2 separate regions of the Homo sapiens genome follow, and region 1 is linked to region 2. Evidence: chromatin loops called from intact Hi-C (ENCODE). Cell type or tissue: dorsolateral prefrontal cortex. All regions are shown on one strand. Links, peaks and the distances in the headings refer to the core of each region. The heading gives the core; the rest is flanking DNA.

Region 1 (9,773 bases), core at 561-8,560, 850 kb after region 2:
CACACAAATGATCAGAAAAAAATGGGGTACTTGAGGAAAAGCAGCAGAATCCCCAAAGACTCCCAAGGACCAAGATCATTTCCCACTCTGCCCAAATATGCCTCCCTTGCCTCGATGTTTGTCCATGCTGTCAAGGTGCTGTAGTGTGAGTATGTAACCACTGGTATGTCTGACTGAGTGATCAAGGGTCACAACACAAGAAGAAAAAGGACAGGAGACAGCAGTATAATTTGTCCTCATTTAGCATGTCCATGTTCACATCTGCATCCCAACAACCCCTCCCTACTAATGAGGAACTCCAGGAATGTACCAGAAATGCCAGTGACTCCACCCCACCCTAACCCCACCATACCTTAGCCAACAGAACATAAGGAAAAGAGTAAGAGCTTTTTAGTCAAACAACGCTCAAACCTTGGTTCTTTCATCTCCTCCGTCACTAACAGCAGTGAGATTTTGAACAAGTTATTTGTTTCACAATCTATAAAATTGTGGTCAAAGTGCCTCCAGTGGGAGGGAGACCAGCCAGGACCCCTTTCCTAACAGGCAACTTTGTACATTTCAGTAATGCTCCCCAGGTACAGTAAATACACAGTCCAGGTAAAATGGACCTCCTTGTAGTCCCTTCTACCTCTCCCTCACCCTCCCTTATTCCTTTCCTCTCTAGACTCTCCTAATGGACTAAACATCCTCCTCATATTCATTTTGATCGGAAAAAAAAAGGGAACCGAAGCTGACCTTCTACATCTCCCCCTGCACACTGCTTCCAACACACACACCCCTCCCCCTGCCAAAGCTTGTTCACAACAATCCTGATCGCGTTCTTGCACCTTATCAGGATTCTCTGCACATGCTATGTTTCAAATGGACACATCATCTAGGAAAAGTTTTCACTGGGCCTAGAAAGAATCCTTAGACCCAAAAGAAAGAGGATAAAACAAATGAATAACTGGCAAAAGGAAAAATGTACGCTTGACTTCATAGCATCTCTGAAAAGAAAACTAAACTCAGAAGTACCATTTTGAGTAAAATTGTTCTTCCCTTTCTTGCTTCCCCTTCTGCTGTACAGTTTCTTTTCCCAACAATCTTTTCCTCAAATAGAGTTGTATGAGCCACCTGGGGAGAGTCAAAGGAAGGTTGGTGTGTAACCCCAGGGAATTCCCAATATGAGGGAATTCAAGTGAAAATGAAATGAACAGAGGGAAACTATTTAGTGACAAAGAATCTAAATTCCAGCTTCTGAATCCCAGAGCCATTTTTCAGACATTAATATGAAAAGAGAAAATACTGGCAATATTGAGGCCATCATAAAGAATATGCTTTTACAATGAATTAGGCAGAGGAACAAGGAGTGGTTTTTTGGTGTGCCTTGCTCCAGGGCACCTACATCTATCCGGGAAGACATGTCATAATTAATATAGCTTAAAGGGTGGCAGAAATTGAACAGGCAGTGAAATGAGGAAGATTTCTAGTGCCTCCTAAATGGGGACTTCACATTGTGGTGTCGTGATATGCTAGGAAGTAGTATGAATTCCCAACATTAAATATAATCAAATGAAAACACTACTCCCAAACTAAAGAAAGATGAGCCTCTTCACAAGTCTATTCTCTTCACAGGATGTAAGGATGACTCAGAGTTGATCATCCTTACAAAAATGGCCTACAATTCAATATCAGCAACAAGCAAGAAACTATTCTATTCAGAGAATATTCAGAGAAATTCCATTTTCAAGTGATACTAACTCAAGACCTACAGAGTCTTCATATTTATTTTAATTTCATAAAATAAGCCTAAGGCTGGAAGAAAAATATATAGACACTTCCGACAGATTTTGATACTAAAAGCAATCATCCATATCCAGCACCTTTCCATGTAGCCAGTGACGAGCAAGCTGGGTTTAACTAAGCAAAATGTATGAACATAAATGGTGGGGGAAAAACTCAGATCTGTGGAAAAATGATGGGGACTAATGGGGGACGGGAAGCACAGAGCTGTGAAAAAATGACGGGGAAGAGGGAAGCAAGAAGGTTTAAAGGGGTTTAGCAAAAACAAGAGCTTTACATTCACTCATCTACTCATACTGACTGTATGCCAGGTACTAGGAACACAATGCTGAATAGGACATATTCCATGTCTGCATGGAGATTACAACTAGTAAGGTGGATATACACCTAAGCCTGACATAATACAGCATAATTAAGTACTAAAGTCGGGGCAAACCAACTTGAGGAAAGACCCCTTAACCCATCATGGGGTGTGAGAGGTCACGAAAAGCATCCCAGAGTAAAGAAGGTCAGAAGCCAAGGCAAATGCCAAGGTGAAAGGCATTGTGAACAAATCTCCTTTCCTACTCACCTAATGTCCTTTTTACTTTCACTTATGGCCCAGACAAAAGGCGATGATCAAAAGAGGTGGGTAAACGGACCAGAGGATGAAACCAGCTGAAACCATGATGTTATAATCACACATACAACTATGTGAAAATTTGAGAATACAGGAGGGAGAGTGTAACTCTGAGACTGACAGAGGTGATGTTTAGGCCAAATAGTGGAGGTTGGGTAAAAAAAAAAATGGCAAGAGAATCGTAGTGGGAGACATTGACAGAGTATTCATGGCTGATCGATTTCATCAGCCCAAACAGAACTGTCACCTAGAGTCCACTGCTCAAATTGGCTCCTTTTATTTTTTCCTGGTAAACTAGCCAACATATGTGGAGTATGCTCAATTGCCCCTTCTAGAAGGCCTTAAAAAAAAAAGTGTTTTTTTTCTCTCTTCAGTATTTTATTTGATGTTTCTGTTAGATTTCTTATCCCTAAGCAATGGCAGAAAAATATGTTTGCCAATATACAATCAGCTCTGAGAGTCAAATGAAAACTGTCCTTCTTTACATGTATAGGTTTCTCCAGTGCTGCATGAGGGCGCAGTTGTGCTCAACTTTTTCTCAAGGTCAATACTACATTTATAGATTTCTTCACCATTGAGGATTTTGGTGTTGGATGAAATGAAGGCACCAAAAGATGCTTCACAGCATTGGACATAATATATGGGACTTCTCCTTCAAGTGGATTCTCTTGAAGCTGAGGAAGGACGGCACACTAAGTGAAGATCTTCCCACTTACTGCCTGCACAGACCCACTCCCCTGAAGAATGCTTCTGTGGAACAATCACATCTTAGGGGAAATCACTGACATATTCTTCTTGGTGAGTTGCCGTCTATCTTTCACTGTCTTCCTGTTGCTGAACAATTTACAGATTGGAGGATGTACAGCATTTATGGACCTTTCTTGTAATATTTCAGTATACTGTGATACCCTGGAAATGTCCTGCTAACCAAACCTGAGTAAAAAAAGAAAAAAAAATACATGTCTCAAATGTATATTAGTATTATGGGAATCCAACATTTTTGAGAATTCAAAACAAAGGAAGAAAACCAAAATGAGGTATAGCCAAATTTCCAACTTCCTTCCTTCCTTCTTTCTCTTTTTTTTTTTTTTTTTGGAGACAGTATCTCACTCTGTCGCCAAGGCTGGAGTGCAGTAGCATGATTATGGCTCTCTCTGCAGTCTTGACCTCCCAGACTCAAGCGATCCTCCCACCTCAGCCTCCCGAGTAGCTGGGACCACAGGTCCAGTCACCACCATGTCTGGCTAGTTTTTGTATTTTTTGTATAGATGGGGTTTCACCATTTTGCTCAGGCTGGTCTCAAACTCCTGGGTTCTGGTCAACTTTCATTCATCCATTATCACTCTCCACTTTCAACTATTACTCTACATATTTTTTAAATGAAAAATAGTATTGGTTTTATTGCATATTTCATGCTTTGAAAGAGATAATAAGCAGATTCTGGAAGTTCTTTGAAAATACAACCATGGTGTTTTTGAGAGCTAGACTAAAATATGACTTTAACATGATATACAAAAGAAATAGCTTGGGTCAGAACAAAGGGAAGGGGGCCTTAAGAATGGGAAGTGGAGTGTATAACAGAGAAAGATGTGAAGAAGCAAAATACTTTGGAATTAGCTGGGGTAGGTATGGGAAGGAGCAGAAGCACACACAGAAAGGTAAAAGATAAATCGATGTCATTCTGCAATGTTGCTCACCTGTATATCTGTGTTCTCTACAACTGAACTCTCAGCATCTAAGATTCTAACTAATGCATCCCCACCACAGAGCTCACAGACCTCTGCACACAGCCAGCACTAAAGAGTTTTTGAGGGCACAAGAAGTTTTACTCTCTCTTCCCCCTCTTTCACCATATATCTCCCTGACGACTTCTTCAAACCTAATACATCAGTTTCCTCTCTTTTTCCAATTTGTTTCACTTCCCACTCTCTGACCTAGAAGTCAACCCAGGGTTAGGTCCTCTGTTAAATGACAGGCTGTGGAGGCCAGAGACAAAATGGCAGGTCTGAGAGTTCCTATCTAAGGCCACCAGACTTCAAAGAAGCAAAGAGGCTACAGAGAGGTAGAACATAGAGGTGGAACCAGAAGAGACAAGGATCGGAAGAGAAGCAGAAATAAGTGAAATGAAGTAGGATGGTTCCGATCTGCTCGTGCCTAAAAACATTTACTGTGGGATCCTTTTCTTAGGGTCCTTGGCGTGACTCCTGGGGCAAGGGCAGAGTGTTAGAGGAGCCCTGTCTAGGACAAAAACAAGAAAAGGTACTCACGAGGGAGAGAAGGATGAAGATTCCAGGAACTGCGTGTGAGAAAGAGGACAGAAACAGAGTATTTAAGACTAGTCGGAGCTAGTATGAAATAATAAAGGGAATCTGTAGGTATTATAGAGGGAAGCCAAAGATGTGGGAGGAACTGAGCGTTAACGAAGGCAAGGCAGAAAGTGACCCTAGAAATGCTGTCGGGTTTCCAGTCCCTGCTCACACTTCATTCAATGTCTCATCCAAAAGAGAAACAGCAGAATTAAGCCACACCCACGTAGCTAGTCCACACTCGATTCCCCCGTGCAAGCAACTTTTTCTCAAATGATTTTCTCAAAAATCTTCGTGACTCAACTAGTCGCGAAGATTTCCTCTTAAAAGAACAAACTGCTACCACCCTGCAAAAACTACAACACCCATAGTGCCCCGCGCACAGCCCGAGTGACCCATTCTCTTCCGATTCCCACCAGCTAACGGTCTTAGCCAATTTCCTCGGCCGGGAAATGATTTGGAGCACATGCGCACTTCCCCTCCTTGTCCTGGGCTGGCCTCCAACTTGGAACGCCGGCGAACCGCCTGACCTCTTCCGGCGGCCTCAGCCTGGGACGCATGCGCACATCGAGGCTCCCCGACATCAGGCGCGGGTCTTTAATTACATATTTTGCTATGCTCCAGGCTATGCATTTGGAACAGTGCTTTCCTTTTTATCTTTATTTTGTTTCTTTTGCTTAACTTCGGGATGCAGCAATGAAGTGTTATTAAAAGAGCCCTAAAGCTGAGAGTGAAATTTGGACTCTGTAACAAACCAGCTGTGGGGTCTTAAGCAAGTCACTTAAACGTGGGGACCTCGGCCTCCAAACCAGATGACACTCGAGGCACAGCCTGCCTCCTATCGCTGCTGGAAAGACTGTGGAAATGGTACTGTTGGTGCCCATAGACCTCCAGACCCCCATGGGACAGCAGCTGGGCATTCCTCCACCATTGAATGAAGTGTGAGCAGGGACTGGAAACCGGACAGCAATTCTAGGGCCAGTTGGAAGGAGAGGTAGGGAAAGAGAAGCTTCCTTCGCCTTTCCCTCGAGCCCACGTCTCATCAGTAAGCAATTCCTGACAGTTCTCCACCTACATATCTTCCCACTTTTCTCCATCCACACTGCCATTTCTCTATCTCCACTGCCATACCATTTTCTCTTGCTTAAATGATTTCCCTGTTTCTAGTCCCTACCCTACCGGCTGTGGGATCATTCTAAGATGCAAATTTGATCATTAAAATATTTCATGGCTTCTCTTGGCCCACAGAATAAAGTCCGAACACCTTAACAAGGCTGTCATTGCCTGACTTCTTCCTAGTCTTCCAGACTTCCTTCTCTCCCTCTGTGTTCCAGTCATCTTCAGAAACTATCAGTTTAACAAACCAGGCTGCCTCTTACTTCAAAGACTTTTTGCATGTAGAAACAACTTAATGAACATTCTGAACTCTGCTGAACATATTCTCAATGAGGTTTTAACCAGTGCCTTCAACCATACTCTCAGTTCTTCCAGCCCTGACGGATTCTGTAGTTTTCTGTTTACTTAATTATTAGAAGTCCAGTCTAATGCAGTCCACTTAAAATCTTACATCTCATTTCAAGTTTTGCAGTGAGATTTGCAAAACTTCCTTCCTTCCCCTCAGCACCAGCCAGACTTGAGCAGTGGAGCTTGGTTTGGGGAAGTGGTGTATTCTGTCCTTTAATAGAAGTCTGCCTTTCCCAAAAATACTTATTGTGTTGGGACCCTGAGGAAAAATCAGGGAGGGCTGGGAAGTGAGGGCCAAAAGTCATTTTGCCTAACTGGGCATTTAATTGCAATTGTCTGTTGGTTCTCTCCACCTCTCAGTTGAAGGCTGATTGGTCACGAATACCTTCCATTTGGAAGGTACCCAAATGCTAGTTCTTAATAGGCACATGGGTTAGTTCCCTGGGAGCTCTCCCCAGTACACAATTCCTTGATGGGAGATCTGCTGCAGCTTAAAACTGTTACTGGTAGAGGGTCTTGACTGCAAGTTGTCCAGATTTTTGGCGTTTTCAACAAAGGATTGGACAAAACGCACAGCAAAGCAAGGAAAGAAGGAACAAAAGCAGAGATTTATTGAAAGTGGAAGTACACTCCACAGTGTGGGAGCAGGCTGAGCAGAGGCTCAAGGGCTCTGATGCAGCATTTTCTTGGGTCCAAATACCCCCTAGAGGTTTCCCATCGGCCACTTGGTGTTCACCCCATGTAAATGAAGTGGTGGCCCACAATCAGTCTGATTGGTTGTGGAAAACAACCAATCAGAGGCTGAAGTGAAGTTACAAAGTTACACTCCTATGCAAACATCTGATTGATTGCAAAAAGCAACCAATCAGAGGTACTTTCAGTTTCCCATCTGCCCTGCAGAAAAGGTAGGAGTTTTTAAAGGGAGCAGCTTCTGGTCCTTTTGTTACTTAGGCGTGGAAAGTTAAGGCTTTCCTTTCAATTTAGTTCTAAGGAAGTCGGCATGAAACCGCCTTAGGTTCCTTGCCTTCAGACCCTATTCTCCTGCCTCATAACTACTTCCCACAACCCCTCAGCCCTGCTCTTGGTGGTATAACTAGGTTCCCTGGCTTGGCAGCCAATTCTCTTGGAAGGAGAACCGGCAAGATGGCCCACACCCTGTTGAGTTTCACACTGTTCATTTAACTCACAGTAAACTCACACCGATTTCCACACTGTTCATTTGACTCACACATCCTTGCTAAACCAAGTGGTAAGAGTGATAGCTCTTTCCCTGTCATCCTTCTCTCCCTGCTCTAGTGATCACAGAGTACAGATCAACAAGCTCATCAGCAGATATCCAACCAGAGATTGAGATAACAGTCTCTTCTTGCCAGCCCACCAATTTCTATGAGTGATTCTCTTGGAGACCCCTCACTTGGAGGAGGTGAGAACAAAAGTCACATCACTCATTTCCGTGGCTGGGTACACACGACTCCATCAGTGCCCTTTCTCTTTTTACCTCCATATTATCTTCTAGGGGATGGTTTTAAATCTAGGAGATGTTAAGGATGGGGAGCTGTAGTATGGTTCGGGGTAGCAGAACTAACTTTCCACTTTTAATGGCACCTCTAGGATGTTAGCGCAGGACAATATATTCCAAGTGGCCTTGGACAAACCCAGTTCTCCTCTCTTTCTTGCTTGTTATTCTCAAGAAAAACTGTAAAATGTGCTGGGAATACAATATCCTGAGAAAGGAAGGAACCGCTTGAAATAGACTGGGCCTCCTTGTTCCTGTCCCTCCTAGGGAATGTAACATCTGGAGTTAGAGAGGAGGTGCCAGGGACAGCCCAGGCTTTGTACCTCTCTCCCCTGGAAGCAGGATGCCCTTCCCAGCTTTGTCCAGTGAGTCACATGACCCCTGAGGTATATAACTCATAGTGGGCTGCCTTTTGGGGCCCCTCACTTGTGGTGCACATGGGGCATGTACGGGCAACACTCAATCCTGCCCAGGAAGCTTCCTTGAGCCTTGAGGGCTGCCTCACAATGGATCCTAGGCTTCTTTTTTCCCTTGCTGCTTGCCTGTAAGTAATAATCCCACCTCACAAAATTTGTTGCATGTGAGTGTATCTCCAGCAGACATTGGTAGACCTTCAGGCCAGGATGTAGTGGGCAGAAGTGTGTGGGCTCCTATTTCTGTCGATTGGCATAGTGTCGATCTCTGCTGTCCTGCTTGTAGTGGGAGTCTTCTCTTGGGATTGGTTATTAGTGAACCTGCCTCACAAAATTGATGCTATGAGCAGGGTCTGATCTGACAGAACCATGGCTTTCTGGTGAAGTGGGACGGTGATATCCCCCTGTATCTGACCCAAGGCAGAGATGTCAGCCTGGGCATTCAGGAACTGACGGGACATGCAGCTGGATGAGTCATGGGGAGGGAAGGATGATAAGCGAAACATAGTCTCCCCACCTCCCCTGCAGATGGGAGTGAGCTGGCTGCATAGACCGAGGAGAGGGTATGGAATGTAGAAACAGGATAGAGCAGTGTACAATTCCCTGGGTGTTGGGCACTTACGTAATCGCTCATTCCCAGGCCAGAGAGCTTGGGAAGTGGGTATTCTGATGGACCCTGAGGCACTTGAGAGAGAATGGGAAAGAGGTCCTCAGACAGTCCCTGGAACATCTGAGAGGGAACCAACACACACAGGGTGGGTCTTCACAGATGGGGAGACCGCCTATCTAAAGGATGGATATGGAGGAAGGCCAGGGAAGTCTTACGCAGCCTGGGCGGTGTGTTTGATAAAGGACACTGCAGACCCAAATGTCTCAGGCTGAATGGTGCAGTTAGAAATGGAGCCAAGGTCTCTGGGTCCCCACTGAGTACCAATGGCTCCATACTCCTGTCAGGATAAAAGGGGGAAGGAGAAGGATTCAGACTTTTCTGGGGTTCTTGTGCCCTGGGGCCCACATTACAATATTTCCAGGTCCCCTTAGGGGAAAAAAAGTTAAACTGATGACATCAGGAAGTTTGGAAATGAATATGGTAGCTCATGGTACCTATTTGCTTGTGGTGCTTATCTGCTTGTGGGTGGGGCCCTTTGGGCCATTTCAGGTGCCAGTGATCATGATTCCATCACTAAGTGTATTGTAGGCACTGACATTTTGGCTGCTTCTGGAACAAAATATCACCACTGCCTGAGGGGGTATGTCCTTTCACAGCTAAGAGTTCAAGCCATTAACAGTGGGGTATAGGCACTCCTGCCTGCCACCTAAGCTACTCAGGACCCATTGGGTTACTAAAAAAAAAAAGCAGTATTACATATTAAATGGAGAACAGGACATTACTTAGCTAATTCAAAACTTGCTACAGATAAAAATGTTATAAGCTATGCTTTCACAGTGTAACTGCCCAATTTGGCCAGTCAGAAATGCCTTTGGGGCATGGAGACTCACAATGGACTGTCCCAGGCTGAATGCCAAGGCCATCTGGGCTGGAAGCCAAAGAAGTATCCCAGATAAAGTCAAGCAAAAATGTTTAACCCTCATAGCATCCACTAATAAAAAGGAGGCCCAACAGCTGGTCAACCTCTTTGGATACTGACAACAGTATGTACCTTACCTAAGTG
Region 2 (9,773 bases), core at 870-8,869:
AAGAAACTGCTGTTCACACAAATAAGTGCTTCTATGTGTTTGAATGTTTAAGGTATCAAGTCATGAGTGTCAGAAATGCAAAATAATACAGAATTGGCTGGGCGCGGTGGCTCACGCCTGTAATCCCAGCACTTTGGGAGGCTGAGGCGGGCGGATCACAAGGTCAGGAGATCGAGACCATCCTGGCTAACACAGTGAAACCCCGTCTCTACTAAAAATACAAAAAATTAGCTGGGCATGGTGGCGGGCGCCTATAGTCCCAGCTACTCGGGAGGCTGAGGCAGGAGAATGGTGTGAACCCAGGAGGCGGAGCTTGCAGCGAGCCGAGCTCATGCCACTGCACTCCAGCCTGGGCGACAAAGCGAGACCCCGTCTCAAAACATAATAATAATAATAATAATAATACAGAATTATGGACATACAAGATAGGAGAAGTTTATGGTGCAAATACCTATCGCCTTGGTCTTTTTGTTCCCTAACTCAGTGACAGGTGGCTAACTGCTCCTTAGGCTGATAGAGCCAAAACGTGATTCCAGCCTAAGAATCACAAAAGAGCAAAACAGAGGAGGGATTGCTTAGGTAACAGAGATCGAGCTCCTTTAGGAATTTGGAATATGGCAAGTTATTTCTTCTTAGCTTTACGGCAGTAATTTAAGTGTTATGTGATTTTGTAATTGCAGAATATTATGACATAGCCAGAATAAAAATACATCTATTGTCTAAATAGATAACTGGATTCACCAGTTAAATTATCGTGAAAAAATAACTAATAGCAGAAACATTAAAATAAACCATGCGATTTTCTATCAGCTTAGTCTGAAAGTTCACACAAATTCAATTACTTGAAGTTTCCCTGCAATACACCATGTTTTACTTCCTTCTTAGAATCTAGGGTATCTTGCACAGTGGAACCATAGGAAGTTGGATTACTCCCACCAGAGATGGAAGTTTCCAAATTTTCCACTTTTATTAAATATATGTTATATATTTGGCATAATGCCTTGGATTTTGAAAAGCCTTCTTAACCTTGCTGTCTTTTGAAATCATTCTACAAGTAGATAGATATGGTTTGATTATAATTTTGTTTTTTATCTATGCTATTTCTGGCTTGAACATCCCTCTTCAAGAATGTGCAGTGAGGACATTTGCTCTGTGCATTCTCAGGTAACTCTGGCTCTTGAGTAATCAAGCCATATGGATGAATAGAGCCTAGGAAGTAGAGATTCCCAGGGCTGAAGTCTTAGATGGGATGCCTAGACAGTTGATTCAACATATGTTTATTTAACAAATGTTTATTGAGGACCTACTACTCTAGGTGGTAGGAGTACAGCAATAAACAGCACACAAATGCTTGACCACAAGGCACTTCTATTTCAGCAGGCTGGCCATTAAAGAATAAACAAATAGCAACAGCATTTATACTATAATGTCATATATAATATAATGCTTATATATTACAAGCAGATAAATTCTATGAAGAAATACAAATGGTATGAGGTAATAGTAACGGTATCGTGCTATTTTGCAGCATGTGTTCATTGAAGGATGAGCTTAGAAAAAAACAAGCAGAAATCTGAACAGAGTGAAGGAGCAAGCTTTGCCAATATTCTGGTTGAAAAGAAATAAATGATTTGACAAAGAAAATAATTGCTAATGCTTCAATTATAACACTACTATATATCTGAGGGTTGGTGTTTTCGAAGCAAATAACACTAGTTTTTTTTTTCTTTCTTTTTTAATTTTTTTAAACAGAGAATCATTCCATACTCTCTGTATGATAAGCAGGCTGTTGGCATAAGAAAAAGCAGAGCTCCTGGATTCAGAAGACTTGAATTCAGTAATATGTACTGTCTTTTACTAGCTGTTTGGTTCCAGGTAACTCATGCCACCTAATTTAAAATGTAACAATTGAGAGACTATAATAAATGCCAGCTGTTTTGTATCAGGCATACCATACTGTGTATTTACAACCTGGAGATAGGAATTATCATCCCCATTCAGAGATGATTATATGCTCCCTCAACATTTTCTTTTCTTTGTGTCTTCCAGGCTTCATGTGAAAGCACTTTGTACACAGTAAGTTGCTACCCAGTGTCAGCTATTATGCATGGTACAGGACCATACTTCTCAACTACAGTGTGTACACCCCTGGGACATGAAGCCACCAAATCAATTGTCTGCATTTTCTTTGGGTATACATTTTACCCTATAGCAAATACTTTAAAATATGTTTTAAGTAAACAGATATCATGGAGTAAAATGTAAATTTTATATTTATGTGATAAAAGGTGTCTTAATTTTCTTATATATAAATTGTTATTGATATGTGAATGTTAGCACGTAATAGGGTTGTAGGAGGGTTGCATTCTTATAGATAAGTAGGGAAACATGCTGAGTTGACTGTGTTTAGCATATAATAGATGCTCAGGAAATGCAAATTTCCTTCTTTTCTTTCACTGGTAAGACAGGGGCGTTCATGTAGTTTAATCATTTTAAGTATTTGAAATGTGTTCCTTATTTTGAAAATGTCCCTTAAAATACTTTATAAATACTTTCAATTTTTGCTTATAAATTCTACATGTATAAATAGGGTTTCTCTAGCTATCACCTGTCTATAGGAAAAAATAATAAGTTCATATTAAAAGTAATAACTCAGAATTCATTAACATTGTCTCTATCAATGGGAGCCTCCCCTAAAAGTCACAGTTGGTTATCTTCAGCTCATAAACATCCTTTCTTGTTCTTGGCTCAAGTCCTCTACCATATAGGTTGCTACTTTTAAAGTAAAATTACTAAATACTGGTAATTTTGAGCACCTGTTCATATGTGTGTTGGACATTTGAGTAACGTGGTTATTCATACCTATTGTCCATTTTTCACATGGGCTGTACAAATGGGACAATATGTAGTTCTACACACATTCTGAATTATATACATTGCCTATGTTTTCTTTCAGGATTTGGAAGTATTATGTTTAATTTTTCTTTTTTATAAAGAAATTTAGAGTTTACATGCAATCAAATTTAATAAACTTTCCCTTCCTGACTTGCACCTTTTGTGCTTAAGACACCTTCCCCTACCTCAACATATTGAGATTATCCTGTTTTCTTCTAATGGGTTACTGGTCACATTAGGTCTTCAATGTGCTACACACTTTAAATAATCAGATCTCTGTGACTCAGAGGAGAACTCACTCATCAACCAGGGGATGGCACTGAGCCATTCATGAGGGATCCACCCCCATGAGCCAAGCACTTCCCGTCAAGCCCCACCTCCAACACTGGGAATCACATTTCAGCATGAGATTTGGGGAAAATAAATATCCAAACCATATGATTCCAAAAACATGATCCATGAAAGAAGAAATTGAAAAATTGAGCTTTATCTACTGTATACATGTCAAAAAATTTAAATTGCACATGTGAAATATGTGCATTGTGTTGTATGTCAGTTATGCCTGAATAACTCTGTTTTAAAAATAACAGGAAAATGGATCCCATTTTCTAAGAATTCTGGAGGTGGTTGTATACCCTCTGAAGATGTCTTTCCCAGGAAGAAGGACTATCTTGCTTAAAAAGTTATTTCTTATATTTCACCAAAATCTCTTTTACTGTACTGTAAACATTTTATTTTCCCTTTAAAAAATAGTAACAGCTCACCTTGCTTCATTTTGAATGTTGAATCACTTTTGGTGGTATAATCTTACATAGTTTGGATCCCTTATAAGCTGAAAAGTCGTGAGATGGAGAGTAAATATAAGGAGATACTCTTGCTAACCAGCCTGGATAACATCACCGATGAGGAACTGGATAGGTTTAAGTGCTTTCTTCCAGATGAGTTTAATATTGCCACAGGCAAACTGCATACTCTAAACAGCACGAGTAGCCAACTTGATTTAAAACGCTGGCATGGTGTCTGCAGTGAGGAAGACCGTATTTTTCAGAAGCTGAATTATATGCTTGTGGCAAAATGTCTTCGGGAAGAGCAGGAAACAGGTATATGTGGGAGTCCCTCATCTGCCCGGTCCGTTTCTCAGTCAAGACTTGGTCTTTCCTTTCATGGCATTTCTGGGAATGCATGTTGATGAGGGAAACGGGATGACACTAAGCTATTCATGAGGGATCCACCCCCCGTGATCCAGACACCTCCCATCAGGCCCCACCTCCAACACTAGGGATTGCATTTCAGCATGAAAGTCCCCCAGGGAAGGCTGCTGGAATTTGTTTGCTAACTTACTACACCAGCCTCGTTGCCCCCTTTTACTGAGAAATCACTCCTAGGAAGTGTTTGTTACAAATTCCACAAATCCATCCCAGCCTTTGTTTGCATCTCTTGTTCCAGCCCTTAGGGCTGCCACTTCCATTTGTCATATTTTCACTTCTCCAGTTCAATTGCAGCGAACATGAACATGGAATTTCAATCTTAACTTCTCAAAACCTCATTTACATGTTTACCAAAGATTTTAAGATAAAGGAAAGAAATCATAGCACTGGAAAAAAAATAAACTGGGATACTAGGTCGTTTTGTTCTTCCACACAGCCTGCTCATTCTTCTCCCTGTCCCCGGCCTGCTGTGGTCCCAGACGATCCTTTCTTCTTCAAGGGAGTCTTGTATTCATACATCCGCTCTTTCAAATTCAAATATTATTTATCCTTCTCTCTATTTCCTTCCACTAATGACAACAAACTACCCGCACACAAAAACTGTTTTTATATTATTGGACAAATCATTGAATGTCTCCATCTTATCTGCATTTTGTTTACATTTCTGATCTTTTTCTCTATAATTAATATATCCTTTATTTATGTCTGTATAATTAAAATTGACCAACAAAGGAGCATCTCACACTAGGATCCCCCAAAATGAGAGCCTCCAAATGTAACAATTTAGAGATTTTTAAGTTCAACTCTAACAGCAAAACTTATACGACATCTTTTACTCCGTGTGTGTGTGCGCGCGCACGCACGCAGGCACGCAACATGGATAACATGGTTTCTATGTTTACATGATTTCTATGAAGTCGAGATGAAACCATGTAAGTGATAATATAAGCCACAGATCTATACAGATATAAACTGTTAGGCAATATTTAAGGCGCTTTAGCGAAAGGGCTTGTTGTCTTATGCATTATATTTTTCTAGGTTATTCAAAGTCAGAAAGTGTAGTGCTTAGGTATTGCCACAAGGTGGCAGTAACTTCACATAATGTGCGGAAGCAACTAACCGACCTGCAGAAATCAATTAAGTTCCTTTACAGCTCTAAATTTCTATTCTAGATCACGCCTAGGCCTACTTTGAAAGTAGCAAATTTATTTATTTGTGCCCCATGCTACCCTTAACTGTCCCTGGAGGAAACCAGTTTTTTGTTGTGTTTTCTGTAGGTTTCAATTTTCATTCCTTCTTGAAAGTTCTTTCTGCATAACCAGTGCTATGCCTGCATGTGGAGCACTATACAGTATTCTACCCACGATCTCACCTCATGGAAGATAGAGGAGATCTGGAGAAATCTTTAATGAAGACGGTTAATAATCATTTTATGGGAAAGATCAGTAGATGGAAAGAGAGATGACAAAGTATGAGGACACTTAAGCCTGGAAAAAGGAAGCTGAGAGAGCTTGTGATCAAATTCTGTAAAAGTCCTGCAAGATTAAAATAGAAAGTTGAAAATGATAAATGAAATAATAAGTGAGAATTCTGCATCTGATTATTAATGAAAAAGAGATTTACAGTGGGCAGACATACTCGTCCACAAATATCGGTACCACTGTGTGGGAGATGAAATATGACTGATGTGATGTGGTAGAATGATAGGCTGATTCCCTTGGCCTCCCTTCACTCTGTTTTTTCTCGTATACTCTCAACACAGAAGGGAAACTTTATCTTCATACCTCTCTGAAACCAGTTTCATGAAACTAAGCTACCTTTGAAAGTTAGTTTTACTACTTCTTAGAGTAGACATTCCTTTACACTAACCCTGACAGAGTCCATGACTTTCTATTGTTTGAAATGTAGTGACATATTGTTAGATATATAGTTTACAAATATTTTATCCCATTCTGTAAGCTGTCCCTTCATTCTGTTGATTGTATACTGTGCAGAAGTTTTTAAGTTTGATGTAATCTCATTTATCCATTTGTGCTTTTGCTGCCTGTGCTTTCGAGGTCTTATTCAAACAATTCTTACACATACCAATGTCCTAAGGCATTTTCTCTGTGTTTTCTTCTAGTAGTTTCATAGTTCTGGATCTTACCTTTAAGTCTTTAATTCATTTTGAGTGACTTTCACATGTTGTGAAACATAAGAGTCTAATTTTATTCTTCTTCATGTGATTATTCAAAACATATAAGGAATTCAAAGAACTCAATACTTGGTATAAAATAAACAAAAACAAAATAAAATAACCTGATTACAAAGTAGATAAAAGCCTGAATAGACATTTCTGAAACGAAGTCATACAAATGGCCACCAGGTATATGAAAAATTCTCCACATCACCAAACATTGAGTAATGCAAAGCAAGGCCATAATGAGATTTCACCTCATCCCAGTTTGAACGGCTATTATCAAAAAGACAAGAGATAACAAATGTCAGCAAGGATGTGGAGAAAAAGGAGCTCCTTACACTGTTGGTGAGAATGTAAACTCATAAAGCCATTATGGGAAATAGTATGGAGGCGCCTCAAAAAATTAAAAAGAGAAATACCATATGATGTAGCAGTCCCACTTCTTATAGTAAGAAGAATGAAATGAGTATGTTGAAGAGCTCTCTACACTCTCGTATTTATTGCAGCACGATTCACGGTTATGAATGGCACTATTCACAATTCACATTGATTGATGTGGATTCAGCCTAAGTGTCCACTAGTGGATGAATGGATAAAGAAAATGTGAAGGCACATGCTGACAAACATACAGATGCACTTAAATTTATACTAAAAATCACTGGACTGCGTTGCTAACTTCCATTAGGGAAGAATGTAGAACAGACCATGGGATTCTTTCATTGCCAGGTTCATGTGACCCTTTCCATATGGTCAACACCAGACCAGAAATTTAATCAGTTCCAGCCCAAGTGCCATCACCAAAATGTGAGAAGGCTGCCCACTGCTCAAAGGTTTTCAATTAAGATAGGTACTCCTGGCTGGGTGCGGTGGCTGAGGCCTGTAATCCCAGAACTTTGGGAGGCCAAGGCGGGTGATCACGAGGTCAGGAGATCGAGACCATCCTGGCTAACACAGTGAAACCCCGTCTCTACTAAAAATACAAAAAAAAAAAAAAAAAAAAAAAAATTAGCCGGCCATGGTGGCCGGTGCCTGTAGTCCCAGCTACTCGGGAGGCTGAGGCAGCAGAATGGCGTGAACCCAGGAGGTGGAGCTTGCAGTGAGCTGAGATCGCACCACTGCACTCCAGCCTGGGCGACAGAGCGAGACTCTGTCTCAAACAAACAAACAAACAAAAAGATAGGTACTCTTTTTTTGAACATGTGACATGGGTGTAGACAACTGTGTTTCAGTTTGACTGGGAAGATAAAAGTGTTTTCTTTATAGAGGAAGAAAGCCCAGGTCTGTGCCCTCAGGGCAGGCTGGGGAAATTGAAAGTGTGGTTTGGGTAAGACGGTACCTGGTAGAAAGGACATCCATGCAGAATCAGTGCACATTGAGTGCAAAAGGTGGCTTTGGTGGCTAGACAAATGGCCCTTTGTAAGGAAGGCTATGCACACTGGTGTCAGCAGCTCTGGCCAGTTCTAGTTGAATCTACAGAACCTGACAGGGCATGATTGATGAACCCCTAAGTTAGAAACACCTGGGTCCAGGTAACTGAGGACTGTTCCACACATACAAAAAGCATGGAGAAAGACGTGTGGCTTATCAATGAAAAGTAAAATGTTAAGCCCTTCACTGACTGAACAGATCCCTTCTTGGCCAAGGGGACCCCAGGAAAACCTTAAAACTGAGTTTCTGGCCATGATGGGTGGGAGGTCAGACACACTTCACTATACCCTACCTCCCTTTTATGGTTTAGACACAACAACTGATCAGGATTGTTAAAACAGAGATCATAAAACTGACAGAACAGACTCTTCATGGCCAAAAAATACCAAATTATACACAGGACCTAGGGCCATGCCAGGCAAAGATTAAGTCGTGCACTCCAACACTTAAAGAATAAATAATGTTCTAGTACTTCCAGTCCAGGCCAGAGGAATTAGGCAAGAGAAAAAACAATAAAGGGCAAGAGTAAGTCAAACTATCCTTTTTTGCAGATAACATGATTCTATATCTAAAAAACCATAGTCTCAGCCCCAAAGCTCTATCAGCTGATAAACAACTTCAGCAAAGTTTTAGGATACAAAATCAATGTACAAAAATAAGTAGTATTCCTATACACTAACAACTGCCAACCGGAGCGCCAAAACAGGAATTCAATCCCATTCACAACTGCCAATAAAAGAATAAAATACCCAGGAATACAGCTAACCAGGAAGGTGAAAGATTTCTACATTGAGGGTTATAGAACACTTCTCAAAGAAATCTGAGATGACACAAACAAATTGAAAAACATTTCACGCTCATGGATAAGAAGAATTAATTTCACTAAAATGTCCATACTGCCCAAAGCAATTTACAGATTCAATGCTATTCCTATCAAATTACCATTGACATTCTTCACAGAACTAGAAAAATCTACTCTAAAATTAATATGGAATCAAAAAAGAGCCCGAATAGCCAAGACAATCCTAAGCAAAAGGAATAAAGCTGGAGGCATCATGTTACCTGACTGCAAACATACTACAGGGCTACAGTAACCAAAGCAGCATGGCATTGGTACAAAAACAGATACACAGACCAGTGGAACAGAATAGATAGCTCAGAAATAAGGCCGTACACCTACAACCATCTGATCTTTGGCAAAGCTGACAGAAGCAAGCAATGGGGAAAGGACTCCCTTTTCAATAAATGGTGCTAGGAGAACTGGCTACCCATACGAACAAGATTGAAACTAGACCTCTTCCTTATACCATATACAAAAATCAACTCAAGCTGGATTAAAGACTTAAATGTAAAACCCAAAACTATAAAAATCCTGACGACAACTTAGGCAATACCATCTGGACATAGGAACGGTCAAAGATTTCATAACAAAGATGCCAAAAGCAATCATAACAAAAGCAAAAATTGAAAAATGGAATCTAATTAAACGTAAGAGCTTCTGTACAGCAAAAGAAACTATCAACAGAGTAAACAGACAATCTATAGAATAAAAGAAAATTTTGCAAACTATGCATCTGACAAATGTCTAATATCCAGCATCTATAAGGAACTTAAACAAATTTACAAGAAAAAAACAAACAACCTTGTTGAAAAGCGGGCAAAGAATGTGAACAGATGTTTTTCAAAGAAGACATATGTGTGGCCAAAAAGCACATGAGTAAAAGCTCAATAGGACTGATCATGAGAAAAATGCAAATCAAAACCACAATGAGATATATCTCACACCAGTCAGAATGGCTATTATTTTATTTTTAATTTTTAATTTTTTTTTTTTTTTGAGATGGAGTCTCATTCTGTCACCCAAGGTGGAATGCAGTGGTGAAATCTCGGCTCACTGCAACCTCTGCCTCCTGAGCTCAAGCAATTCTCCTGCCTCAGCCTCCCTAGTACCTGAGATTACAGGTGCCCGCCACTGCGCCCAGCTACTTTTTATATTTTTAGTAGGGACAGGGCTTTGTCATGTTGGCCAGGTTGGTCTTGAACTCCTGACCTCAGGTGATCTA

What was found. Peaks named below come from ENCODE experiments on the same cell type or tissue, not always from the same donor. Only the 100,000 strongest peaks of a DNase experiment are listed, where the experiment ranks them.
Region 1: it touches region 2 in a loop (15-fold over the local background); 5 of 110 quality-filtered maps call a loop at or near these places.

Annotation. Positions count from the first base shown.
Region 1 is chr1:158,145,225-158,154,997 of GRCh38, reverse strand. The region is part of intron 1 of LOC105371460 (a long non-coding RNA gene); the gene reads right to left. Among named protein-coding and RNA genes, the nearest start is that of LINC01704, 9.5 kb to the right of the region's middle. In dorsolateral prefrontal cortex, for the core only: CTCF peaks have their summits at 4,957 and 5,163; DNase peaks (open chromatin) are centred at 5,167 and 5,559; H3K4me3 peaks cover 1,402 bases; H3K27ac peaks cover 2,176 bases.
Region 2 is chr1:158,994,282-159,004,054 of GRCh38, reverse strand. PYDC5 (pyrin domain containing 5) reads left to right here and starts at 1,304. Exons shown (of 1, transcript NM_001320010.2): 1 at 1,304-4,084. The coding sequence starts at 3,743. The coding sequence ends at 4,084. It also overlaps a transcript of IFI16 not described here. RefSeq lists an enhancer at 7,567-7,676. In dorsolateral prefrontal cortex, for the core only: CTCF peaks have their summits at 4,972 and 5,171 (motif pointing right); DNase peaks (open chromatin) are centred at 3,234, 4,154, 4,554 and 4,954; H3K4me3 peaks cover 2,908 bases; H3K27ac peaks cover 5,166 bases.